2 separate regions of the Homo sapiens genome follow, and region 2 is linked to region 1. The links are chromatin loops, found by intact Hi-C in ENCODE. Cell type or tissue: GM12878. All regions are shown on one strand. Links, peaks and the distances in the headings refer to the core of each region. The heading gives the core; the rest is flanking DNA. Region 1 overlaps ZEB1 (zinc finger E-box binding homeobox 1). Region 2 overlaps ZEB1 (zinc finger E-box binding homeobox 1).

The links. Peaks named below come from ENCODE experiments on the same cell type or tissue, not always from the same donor. Only the 100,000 strongest peaks of a DNase experiment are listed, where the experiment ranks them.
Region 2: it touches region 1 in a loop (8-fold over the local background); 11 of 110 quality-filtered maps call a loop at or near these places.

What each region holds. Positions count from the first base shown.
Region 1 is chr10:31,322,295-31,329,020 of GRCh38, reverse strand. All of the region lies in intron 1 of ZEB1 (zinc finger E-box binding homeobox 1), which reads right to left. Among named protein-coding and RNA genes, the nearest start is that of ZEB1, 6.4 kb to the right of the region's middle. In GM12878, for the core only: no CTCF peak of the experiment used is centred there; no DNase peak of the experiment used is centred there; H3K4me3 peaks cover 70 bases.
Region 2 is chr10:31,379,389-31,386,114 of GRCh38, reverse strand. The region is part of intron 1 of ZEB1 (zinc finger E-box binding homeobox 1); the gene reads right to left. Among named protein-coding and RNA genes, the nearest start is that of ZEB1, 64 kb to the right of the region's middle. RefSeq lists an enhancer at 1,902-2,051. In GM12878, for the core only: no CTCF peak of the experiment used is centred there; DNase peaks (open chromatin) are centred at 1,674 and 3,944; H3K4me3 peaks cover 1,366 bases; H3K27ac peaks cover 3,676 bases.

The DNA of each region.
Region 1 (6,726 bases), core at 1,011-6,010:
TCACACGCACACACACACACACACACCAGGGTATGGTTTTAACTTTTGGCTTAGAATAGTCCTGATCTATACCATAGGAACACAGTAAGACAGCCATCTTCTTAAATACATTCCCAGCCAAATGGATATATGAGAAGGTGCAGACTCCATGTTGCTTAGACTATTCAAATATAGAATGCACAGCTTTTATTCCTTGGACTTGAGTTCTTTGATTTATGTAACAGAATAACAATGGGACATTATCCTTGAAGTTCATGTCAATGTTATACATAAAAGTGATATGGTAAGGTCTCTCTCATATAATGGCCCTTAAAAAGATCCAAGGAATCCTTCCTAAAGCTGAAAGACATACCAAAAGTAGCATTAAGATGAAGCTTCAGTGTCTATTGATCATTTAACAGCTTTGTCCAAGGTCTGAACTAAGCAATGTTAAATGTCAAAGTTACACAAACAATGTACAAATTTTACAGCAACCCCCTTTCAGATGGTAGTTACATTAGCTGGAGTTAATACTGGTCAAAAGGATAAAAAATTGTCAGCTGATCCAAGATATATTTAAAATAAATAAGTAAAATTTTAAATGAACATGTGTTGAAAACTTAAAACATGTATTAGGCACAATGCGTCATATGCTTCATTTAAACTTTCCCAATTCTTAGACTGTCATGTCCAATTTACATGCAGAGAAACTCAAGCATAAAAAGACTAAGTAACCCGGCCAGGGTGATAGGTAGTAAGTTACAGGATCAACCCAAACTCTTAACTGCTATACTTGTTCCTCTTAAGAAAGGGTGTATTCAAAAGGTGAACTCCTGATGCATTAGACATATAAATACAAAAAATACAACTAAGAAACTAATAGAAGAAAATCCAGGAAAATATCTTTATAATCTATAGATTAGGAAGGACTTCTTACTACCCATAAAGTCAAAATTTTGACATTAAAATTAAGGATTCCTGTACCAAAGTCAAATGACTGAAACGTTGGGGATTATCATCTTAAATACACAAGAGAAATGGAAATCTATCCAAAAAGAGGGGTAAAGGGTATGAATAGGCCAGATATGGAAAGGGAAACCCAAACAGCTAGCAAGGATATGAAGAAATGATCAACCTCCCTAATAAACAGAGAAACATAAATTAAAGCAACTATCAGATTATATTTAGCAACTGAAAAATTAGCAAAATGTAGAATGTTGTACAATACCGAAGGCTGGCAAAAACGTGAGAAAATAGTTCTTTTACATTGTTGGTGAGCGTAAAAAATGGTGTTGCTGTTTTTAAAATAATCTGACAGAATTTAGTAATTATTAAATATGTGATTGACCTATACTCAGCAATACTATGTCTGGACAATACCATGTCCCTAGATATGGTAGTGCTGAGAAACTCTTCCACAGCCATTAGCAACACGTAGGAGGATGTTTATTACAGAATTATTGGTATCTAAGAATTGGAGTCAATCTGGGAATCTGCCATTAGGGGAATTGATAGGTAATTTGTGCTTACTACATAAATGAACTACTGCAAGGTTAAAAGCAATGAACTAGCTGTACATATAGCAACATATCTAGCTATCAAACAATGCTAAGTAAAGAAAGTAAATTATATGTCAGGTGCAGTGGCTCACACCTGTAATCCCAGCACTTTGGGAGGCTGAGGCAGGTGGATCAGCTGAGGTCAGGAGTTTGAGACCAGCCTGGCTAACATGGCAAAACCCCATCTTTACTAAAAATACAAAAATCAGCCAGGCATGGCGGTGTGTGCCTGTAATCCCAGCTACTTGGGAGGCTGAAGCGGGAGAATCACTTGAACCTGGGAGACAGAGGTTGCAGTGAGCTGATATCGCGCCTTTACACTCCAGCCTGGGTGACAAGAGTCAAACTGTCAAACTGTCTCAAAAAAAAAAAAAAAAAAAAAAGAAAAGAAAAGAAAAAGAAAGTAAATGATAGAGCAAAGTAGCACTTATAGCACTTATGTAAATACAAAACACACAAAAGAGGTACAAAATTTTACAAGGCTAGCTACAAAACCAACAGCATATAAAAAACATATTAGATTGGGTCCAAGGTAGGAAGGATAGAGTGAATGGGAGCTGAAATTGGGAATAGTGACCAAAAGTATAATCCAAATGAGAGGATGCCTCTAAATAATACTAATGCTCTGCATCTGAAATATTTTAAGTGATATAACTACATCAACTACTAAATTTGACAGATGTATGCATATGTATTAGAACTTGCCTTTGAGATGATGAAGCATTCTACACATTTTGGTTTTAAGTATAATAAATTTGAAAATTCATGGTATCTAGTTCTTGCTTGTTACCGTCTTAGATAAATATGCTCAAATGACCTAATGAAAAGAATACCGAACTAGGAACCCAAAAAGCTGTGACCTAGTCCAAGCTAACTAGTAACATAAACTTGGCAAAGTCATCTTATCTCTTTGACTGTCTGCTTTACTGCAAAATGGCTTTGGATGATTCTCCCAAATCTCTCCAGTCCAAAATTATTCCACTTCATTTTCTTAATGAATATTTATTCATATAAAGTTATTTTTTGTCTACTCCAATTCCTCCTTCCTTTACTTTCTCCCTCCCAAATAAAGCAAAAGCCAAGTGTATCAAAAGAGATTCAGAAAAGTGATGTAGCAATAGGAGCAAATAGCAACTTAACTTTAGGGTAGAAAGGAGAAAACGTTAAAGAGATACAGTGATTTTGACAGCCTTTTCAAGTATTCAAGGCAGAGCAAGGTTACCCTGAGCCCAGGTTCAGAAAATCTACTCCTTGAAGGATTTCACTACATGTTATTCCATATGTCACTGTATCTGCCTGGCATTACCCCTTCTTAAAACACACATTAAAGTCTCTTCTAGAGTTTCTACTTAAAGACCCTAAATTTCAGCTTATCTGTGTCAGTTTTCAGATAAAAAGTTATTTTGGAAAAGATGAATCTTCCATATTAAAAATATATGATTCCAAGAAAATGAGTTTTTTTCATCAGCAAACTAGTTACACTCAGCACTATCTACTTAAAAAAAAAAAAAAAAACCCAAAACCAAACACTCTGCTAGAATTGTGGATTAAATGAATACAAAGACCTTAAGAGTAAGGGAAATCAGAATATATTTTAGGCCGTGAGCATGAATAGTAACAGATATATAAATAATGGTGTCATATTTTATTAAAAGATAATTGAAATCAGAGTACTTAAAATATCTTAAACATTTAAAATTAGAATATTTTAAAAAGAGAAAACAGAGGACTTTCAATATAGAATAAAACAATAAAAAGAAATTAACATAATTTATAAATTTATCTTCCATTCACATTTAATTTTAAATCTGAATGGGGGAGGGGAAGGGAGAGGGAGGGAATTAAGAGATCACAAAACATCTGTTATGAATAATTTCAGCACAGATGTAGTTGTTACTGCAAAAGAGATGAAGGTTTTCCCAGGTTGCCATACTGTAAGGTTTTCTACAAACATAGTTCATACCTCAACCTCCATGTACCAAGTCTCAATAAATACATAATGTTGATTAGGAGGAGAAATGTGCATATGGACAGATAAATGCAATCCCTATGTATAGAGGGAACGTGTATTAAACAACAGGGAGCTGTTTGAAGAAAGAGAAAAGTAACTTTGTAGAGAATGAAAAAAGCTTAAAGTTTCACAGCTATAATACAAATAGACACTTGAATTCAATTTTTTGCTTTTCCTTTCATAATCTTTCCATTTATCTACATCCATATTATATAATCCAAAAATATGCTTTAACAAAATTAATGAAGTTCTAAAAATTAAGTTGTTTTCTCTGAAAACAATCATAAAGCAAATTTTACTTATTAGAGAGCATTTTGCTACTTAAGTACTGTATTATATTGCCATCTTTTTAAGCAACCCAGTTTTAAGTTAACAGCGTAACCCACCTCCATCAAGGCTAAAATCCAGACATGCTCATAACATATTGAAATTTTTATTTAGTAAAACTAATGTCCTAAAGATGTTTCCTTTAGTGACATAATACTCAAAACACTGCCCCATGCAAAAGAATGATTAGTTTATATGGCAATGCCTACATAATAGATCAAATTTAATTTTAACTAGGGTTGCTACAAAACTTTCTCTACTACATATATTTCTACTTGCTTACTACTTTTAGTTCATATCTAGTTGAATGATTATTTAGCCAGTAATATGTACAACATCTACCCTTTAAAAAGTAGTTTAAAAAATCATTTTATCATATTTCCTAATCAGGACACTTTTTCTAGTTTAAAATTTTTTGAGTTTTCTTTCAACAATGGACTTTTATTTTAGCTTATATCTCAATTAGAAATAAAGAGCATGCATTTCCACATAAATTAGTGACTGTACTGCAAAGAAACCTTTTTCAATCCTATTTCTACAGCTTCAAGTTTTCTAACCTCTCGCTGTACTCTTGCACACTAATGCATATCTTCTTCCAACATCTGCATGATTTTTCTCCTCCTCTGCTGCAATTCAATACAGGTAGTTAAGAGTAGCTAACAATATAATTCCACATGATACTGCATCTGTGTTTACATCTGGCTCTAACCACATGCTTAAAAGTGATTTATACAGGTAAATCCACAAGAGGATAAAGCAAAAGAAAAACACAACTATGAGAAATCATTATGCTCTTATTTTAAAAATATCATTCTCAATTTAACAGAAGTTTCTCAGCACATGCTTCAAAAGCTACTACATAGGAGGTATGCCATTTCAAACATACTAGAGACTAGAGAAAGGAAGAAAACAGTATTAAACAAATATTTCACATGCTTTTTATATCAGGGTCATCTTCATAAACGATTAATATTTTCAATTTATAAGATACTTTAAGTTTTGCTCCATGCTACAATGTATCTCGTGACTTTGTGGCAAAGTTTCTGAGTTCATAAACATTTAAGTGAATCACACCTATTCACTACTGAGCCCTCAGGAATTAGAATACTAAATTCAAGAAATACCTGTCAGGAAATGAAAAACTATTTACACACACACACACACACACACACACACACACGAAGAACCATGACATCCTAAAATAAGAAATTAACACAGGCTTACCTGGCAATTCAATACCTACTTAGTTCAAGATAAACAGTATGGCTATTCCATTACGGTACTGATATTGATGCATTTATAAAAACACCACTAAAAATAATTAAGGAAATAAATACTTCTAATGTTCTACCTAATGAGAGGCTTAAAATTTACAGTTATATTAATATACCTATAAGAACACAAAATGAAAAGACATAACTAAATACAGTCTCATGCAATTATTTATATGCAATTTATATAGTTTCTTGAAAGGAATTATTTAAATACAAGCATACAGCAACGTACGAACTACAGAGTTTTACTGCATATAAGATCTCAAAGCAAACTTATATTCCTTAATTACAACTGACAAATTTAAAACGTATGCACTCACTGATTCTTAACTAAAAAGGTGGGGGAGGGCTACCAGTAGGAAAAGACCTGAAGGGGAAGGAAAAGATAAAATCTAAAAATCACTAACATCTAAGTGACTGCTAGTTACCACCTCCGTTAGTAGCTCTCTGCCAACCCATCCATAGTCTAAGTCTACATAAGTTATATAAAAATAATTACACAGTATTATCAATCAATTGTAATTTTCCTTGCTACTCTTAAACTTTGACCATTTTAGATGTATTTTAACATCTAAAATATATATTTTAAGGGATCTTACTATGAATTTTAAAAAGGGGTGATTAAAAAGTATTCTAAATATGCAACATAAATATGGGTCAATTATTACATATTCTTCTCCAAACCTAAGAACATAAAACAAAATCTTTTTAAAATAAGGAGTAATACAACTGCTCTAAAACAAGAATGAATTAACAGCAATCTCAATTAGAGACTTAAATAACTCAAATTTATAAAATTATTCAAGTTAAAACAGTCCTGCTTCTTTCTAGTTTCGGCAAACTAGAAAATGCTTATGCCTAATTTAACCAAGGCTAGTTTTAAGTAACAATAAGACTCAGAATTATACTGAAGGTCCCAATCAGCACAGTCGATAGAGAGACTTATGATGCTACCACACCAATAATCATTTTTGTTAGCATCCTCTACTGGTGGTTTCCAATGACAGCAAGGGGAAATGGTGCTGATGACAGAAGGATATGTACCTTCTATTCCATCTAAAGAGAATTAATCAGCATGTGGTCATTAGTAGAGTACATCTCTCTCTCAAAAAAAAAAAAGGTAGAACAAGAAGAAAACCACATAGAAGAAAGCAGAAAAAGAAAAAGACAGATTTTTTAAAATGCAACAAAGCATGAAATTATAAATGGTAAAAACTAATTCAAGCAATTCTAATGTCACTCCTTTACGGATGACTAACATCATTAAGTTACCACACAAGGTTTGATGCTTTGGCCAAACCTTACTCAATTGGTTTACCCCTGTCAGTTACATTACCTGATACTCCTTTTAATATCCTACCTTCAGACATATTCCAGAAAGGAAATTAAAATATTTTACAGAAGGCTTAGCAGCAAAATCCACGTATCTTATTTCAAAATGAATAAAACATTATTTACATATATAACAACATAAACTATCTCTACGACAATCTTCCACTGTATATATCACATATTTCTTCATTAAAAAGATTTGAGAGTTAACGTTTTGCCAGGCAATTTTCTCCAATAAACATCT
Region 2 (6,726 bases), core at 935-5,934, 57 kb before region 1:
CCATAGAGAGTAGATCGATATAAATAAAGTGATAAAATGGTTGTCTATAGCTATAATTCTGCCTAAGTAAATCATTACCATAATATTAAATTAAAATCAGAAGATGCCATTCTATATTTCCTTATGTATTTTCGTATGTACATTTTGTCTGACTATAATAAACAGAATATTATTCATTTGTTTTCCTTTAACTTTTAAACTATTATTAAAAACACAGAGACTTATTTCCTTTAAATGTTTTCCAACTGTTTCCAAATTTGATAAATTAGAGAGAAAAAGAAGAAACGCTGGCCAGGTGTGGTGGCTCATGCCTGTAATTCCAGCACTTTGAGAGGCTGAGGCTGGCGGATTACGAGGTCAGGAGTTCGAGACCAGCTTGGCCAACATGGTGAAACCCCATCTCTACTAAAAATACAAAAATTAGTTGGATGTGGTGGCAAGCGCCTGTAATCCCAGTTACTTGGGGGGGCTAAGGCAGGAGAACTGCTTGAACCTGGGAGGTGGAGGTTGCAGTGAGCTGAGACTGTGCCACTGCACTCCAGCCTGGGTGACAGAGCTAGACTCCGTCTCAAAAAAAAAAAGAAAAGAAAAAGAAAAAAAGAAAAGAAAAAAGAAAACAAAATGAAGAAATGCTGAAATCAACATTTGATTAATGGTACTGATAAAGGACTGAATGTGTATACTTTAAAAAAATCTAACATGTAAGGCCAGTAGAATCAGAAGAAACAACTATTTATAAAGTACTTGATTTCATTTGACCCCAAAATCTGAAAATGTAGAATTAAAACTCAAAACATACTGGACAATGTGTATGGTGCATTTCATTTCAGAGTATAAAATACCATTTGCTGTATGGTCAAAACCACAGTAAGAAAACAGGTAGTAAACTTGGGATGTATGTCCACCCTTCATCACTAAAATAATGCTTTAATGGACAGATTATGCTTTGATTACAGGCAATAAAAACCTTTCCACATTTCACAAATAATTCAATTTTATATCTTGTCTCAGGGAATCAGGTTTAAATGTGAAAAAGAGATTTAAAACAAAACTTTAGACTAAAGAAATAAGTGTACACAAAAACTCACTTAATTTAAAAACAATTTTCCTATTTTCAACATGCTGTAAGCCTTTGAACTAACTTTGGGGGGAAGGGGTGAAAACAGTTACAAAGTACTAAGTGCAGATAATACGACAAAAAGAGCTAAAAAGGGGTAAAGACCAACCCAAAGTTGGAAATCTTACTGAAAGGAAAAGACTACTAAGCTGGTTGAGTCTCCCAGGCCAACAAGGGCGAAAAGGGAAAACAAACTCCCTAGACAGAGGAACTGACTAGAAACTTACTCATGCTGTGGATAATGGATCCCTTGCCTCATTTCCACCTGCAGAAGATGAAGTCTAAGTTTACCATATTCAGAGATTTAGGGCTGAATTTTTCATTTCACCTGCAAATACAGATTACTAAGCCATACTAACATCTCATTTTAAGTTCCCTACAAAACTTCCCTGAGCAATCTACTTTCCTTCTTTAATGCTGGCCAATGTTTCTCACGCAATCTGTAGTGAAAGACTGTTTTCTCCCTTTTGGGGACCCAGGTTCATGGACTACCGTCATGACTATACTCAGCTCACTTTGCATAAAACTCTCCAGGCAACTGCGTTAAAACTACTGGCCTGAACTTCAACCGGGGAGACAGGTGATGTGCCTGAATGACACAAATATCACATGGCTGTAAGAGTTTCTAAACCAATATAGAAATTGAGAGTAAGCATTTAGTCATGGATTGATTAACAAACCAGCACCAGTTCATAGCCCATTCTTCAAGGAGCACTGGTGTAGGTCATGCGCAGTGGCTCAAGCCTGTAATCCTAGCACTTCGGGAGGCCAAGGCAAGTGAATTATTTGAGCTCAGGAACTCCAGACCAGCCTGGGAAACATGGAGAAACCCCGTCTCTACTAAAAGTACAAAAATTAGTCAGGAGTGGTGGAACATGCCTGTAATTCCAGCTACTTGGGTAGCTGAGGCAGGACAATCACTTGAATACAGGAGGTGGTGAGGCTGCAGTGAGCTGAAATCACACTACTGCACTCCAGTCTGGGCGACAGAGTGAGACTCTATCTCAAAAAAAAAAAAAAAAAAAAAAAAAAGCACTAATCTAAGTTACAGGAGTAGGATCTTATGTTACTCTTCCTTTATACTTTTTACTGAATCCAATTTCCAGTTTTAATTCTCATGTGCCCTTAGAAACTACTGACAAATAAACTATCAGTGACTGATTCCAGTATATTCCTTTTACCAGTTCTTTCTACAACACTGTACAATAGAACTTTTGGCAATGGCAAAAATGTTCTATAGCTTCATTGTTCGAAAAGGCAAACATTAGCCATATATGACTACTGCTCATTTGGAATGTGGCTAGTGTGATTAAGGTACTGAATTTTTAATTTTACTTAAACAGATGTAAGTTTAAATTGCACATCAGGCTGGTGGCTACCATACTGAACAGTACCAGTACAATGCTGAAGTGTTACATTATTGTCATGTAACCTTTTAAAAATTTAGCATTTTAAAAAAATTACCTATTTCCTTCAATCCTAACACAAATATTTTAATTATGACTATCACTTTCCATACGTACATTTAGTTATGTACATACTTGTAATCATGGCATATAAATTTACTATTTTATTTTCACTTATACCAAACATTTCTCTTTATTTCTGGAACTACACTATCTAAAATTGTGGCCACTAGCCCCATTTATCTATTTAAATTTAAATAATTAACATTAAATTAAAAATTCAGTTTCTCAGTTGCCCTAGCCACATTTTAAGGGCTCAGCAGCCACATGTGCCAAATGGCTACATATTGGATAGTGCAATCACAGAATATTTCTATCACCACAAAGCTCTCCTGAACAGTGTTGTTCTATAGTCTCCAAAAATAATCATTTAAATGTAATATTTTATGTTGCTGTTCTATAATTAGTTTTTAAGCTGGGCATTTTATATATATATATATGTAAAATAATTAGCATAGTGTTTCCTAATATGTTATTATGAAATTTCTAAACATTATTGTGACTCTCAGCATGTATTACTGCATTATTTCCCAAAAGGGTCTGTTAGCACTGCTTACTTGCAAATATTAGATTTCTCTTTTTAAAAATTTATGTCCTTTAATACAATGAAAAAAACCTCATATTTCTTTATTATTCATGTGTCTTTACTTTCATATTCTTAATCTGTCATATTCATTTCTCACTTATGTATTATAATCTTGATATCTAAACTTGCATATTTACAACAATATATAACTTATACCTATTATCACTTTCCTTATAATTTTTAATGTAGTTTCCACAATTTTCTATTATCCTTTTAATCATAATATTTTGGTCCAACAAAAATTTTTAATATTCAAGTATCTTCTGGGTGAGTTCTACTAATTCTTCAAATATGAGATGTAAAGGTATTCTCTCTGTTACCTTTTCTTTTTTATTCCTATGGTTGTGTAATATACGGATGATTTTTGTCTAATTAGTTTTAAGACATATCACTGAATAGTACTATCCAACACCACTGAACAAATATCCTTTAAGTGCCCCTCTCTTAGGAAAGATTATTTTGTCATACATTTAGTTACTGTATATGATAACAGATGGGACAAATTTTGTATTCCTCATAGTGCTCCAGTAATCTATGTTTTACAAAATGAAAACAAGCTTATTTGTTCAGTATTCCTCTTAAGAAAACAACTGTATTAATTCAGTAAAGTATGAGTAGAAGAAAAGAATGAACATAGATAGCATGTTCCACTCAAAAATTAAGAAAATCATTTGCTGGTCTATCACCTATTCAGGATTTCTTAACTCACAAAATGTTAAATGTTTGAAACTAGTAAAGGGGCTGGTTTCACATATGTATTGACACTGGCAGAAACCAAGGTGGCATGCAAGCAGAGGCAGAGAAACTAAGGTCTGAGTCAGCCACAGGGATTTGTGTAAGTCACGGGATCCAGGCCATGTCTCTTGACTCTCACCGGCCATGAAGTCGGGCTTCAAGGGAAATTTACTTTGTTTTTTTTTTTTTTTTTTTTTTTTTTTTGAGACAGTCTCACTGTCGCCCAGTCTGGAGTGCAGTGGCACAATCTCATCTCACTGCAACCCCTGCCACCTGGGGTCAAGTGACTCTTCTGCCTTAGCCTCCCGAGTAGCTGAGACTACAGGCGTGCACCACCACACCCAGCTAATTTCTCTATTTTTAGTAGAGATGGGGTTTTACCATGTTGGCCAGGCTGGTCTTGAACTCCTGATCTCAAGTGATCTGACCTCCTTGGCCTCCCAAAGTGCTGGGATTACAAGCGTGAGCCACTGGGCCTGGCCAGAAAATGTATACTTAAATCTCCAACAGACAGAGAAGTCTCTTCTGGTATCTGGGTAACACACCTATTCTTACATCATCATCACTGTTTTAGACATTCTTGCTTTAAAACCTTTTGATATTTAGTAGGACGAGACTTCTCATTACAGAATCACTATAAAATAAATCACTAGAAATTTTGGAAGTTAGAGGTTAAACCCAAAAATCTTACTTTTAGTCAAATAATTTGCCAATATTCTTGATTTAGAAACAGTTTCTCTGCTTTTATTTGAATCTTAAAATTGTTTCAAATACACTGGATGTTAATTTATTTTCCAAAGATCTAACATCTCTCTCAAATGTATTGCTAGATATTACATCGTTTGTTGCAATTCTGAATGGGATATTTTCCCAGAATGATTTTCACATGGTATAAAGATACAGTATATCTGGTACTTTATTAAATTTTTATTATTTAATAAATCATTTTAGAGCTGATTGCTGTAGATTTTTCTAGATAATTAATCATGTCATCTACAAATGAAATATTTTAGTTTTATTTCTTCTTCAGGTTTTGTTCATTACCAGTATTAAATAAAAATGGGGTTAGTGATGACGGGTGGACAAATTTGTAACAAAAATGGTGATTGTTTCATTCCTGAATTTAAGTTTATCACCATTTATTCTACAGCTTTGGTTAGATGATACTGTTCAGCTTGTTGATTTAATGAAGTATCATGTTCTTTGAGGCTCAACTCATCACTCACAGTTATTTCATCACAAAATAATGTATTTGACCAAATAAAACTGGCAAAAGGTCTCCAACTCCTATAGGACCAACACTGTATATATGTTGACTACATAAAATTATCCTGATACTGACAACGTTCATTAAAATAAGAAATATCTTTATTCTGTGAAAGTCCTCAGAGTCACATGTAAAATAGGTACTCAAGGTGCTATGTGGTCCTTGCAGTATCTCAAGTTACCTTTGGAATGTTACACTAGGTATTAACAGATGATATTTAAGACACCAGGCTTCTTTCCAGTATACATTGTTTCAGATAAATCAAAAAGGTGTAATTTATGAAGGAAACTTCTTCTTACAGAAGAATTTCCACTAATAAATGTGTAAGGGGTGGCAGATTTAAAAATTCATTCTCTTGCAAACCCTAATGACAGAATTGATTTGGAGAACAGTCAGCAACTTTTCCCACGGGAGGAAAGATTGGTAGAAAACTCTCAATAGAGAGATTGGGTTGGCACCACTGCCCAATTTTAGCATTGATAAGAGTATGACAAGCAGACATTATATGCTCCTTGATGTGATGCAGTATGAAGAAACAGTTCCATGTGCAAAGTATTCCTGCATGCCTTCCATCCTCAACACCAAAACCAAAGCTGAACCTGAAACTAATTAAGTCTTTCAAGCCAACTTTTAGTTCGCAGGAAATTCAGAGGCTACAGGAACAAGTTAGAAGGCAACAGAGAAATCCAGAATGGAGGATATTCTACAGGATAGTTTACCCAGTTTTTTCATTAACACATTAAAGGGAAAAGGGGAGGGAAGGAGGAAGAAGGGGGTTTGGGGGTGAGTGAGGTAAACAAGTGGTGGGAAAGAAAAGACCTTTTAATTATACAGCAGTCCAAACAACCAAATGCTATACAGATCTTGGTTGGATTCTGAAAGAACAATCTAAACGTAAAAAGGACATTTTTCAGTTAAAAGCAGAGAAACTGAATACAGAGAGAATATGAGGTGGTTAGTAGTTATTGTTAATTTTGTTGGATGTAATAAAGGTATTGTGGTTATATAAGAAAAATTCCTTCTTTTAAAGAAATGCATATGAAAGAATGCAGGAGTGAAAAGACTTGAAGTCTGGGATCTACTTTAAAAATAGTTGAGGAAAAAGAAGAGAGTAGATGAAGCAAATGTGGCAAAATTTTGCTGATTGTTAAATCTAGGCCATGGGGTTTATTACACTAGTCTCTCTTAAGTGTATGCCTGAAATTTTTTACACTAAGGTTTTTTTTTTTTAATTCAAGCCTTTGGAACATCATCTATTAAGCCAGATATATTCTAGTACAAGTAAATATGGAATTACCTACTCTACTATATAACGAACATTCACGAGCAGTACAAAACAAGGATGCAAAAGATACGGCAGACTGCCCTGTGTGTGACTGGCACAGATTGACCCACGCTTTAAAAGATTTATTTTAAAATTAAATTTGACTTGCACATACTGTTACTGTGTGTGTGTAGAAAGAATATATGTGTATATATATGTATATATATATACACACACAGAGAGAGAGACAGACAGACAGAGACAGAAAAAGAGGAGAATTGGTTAAGTTTC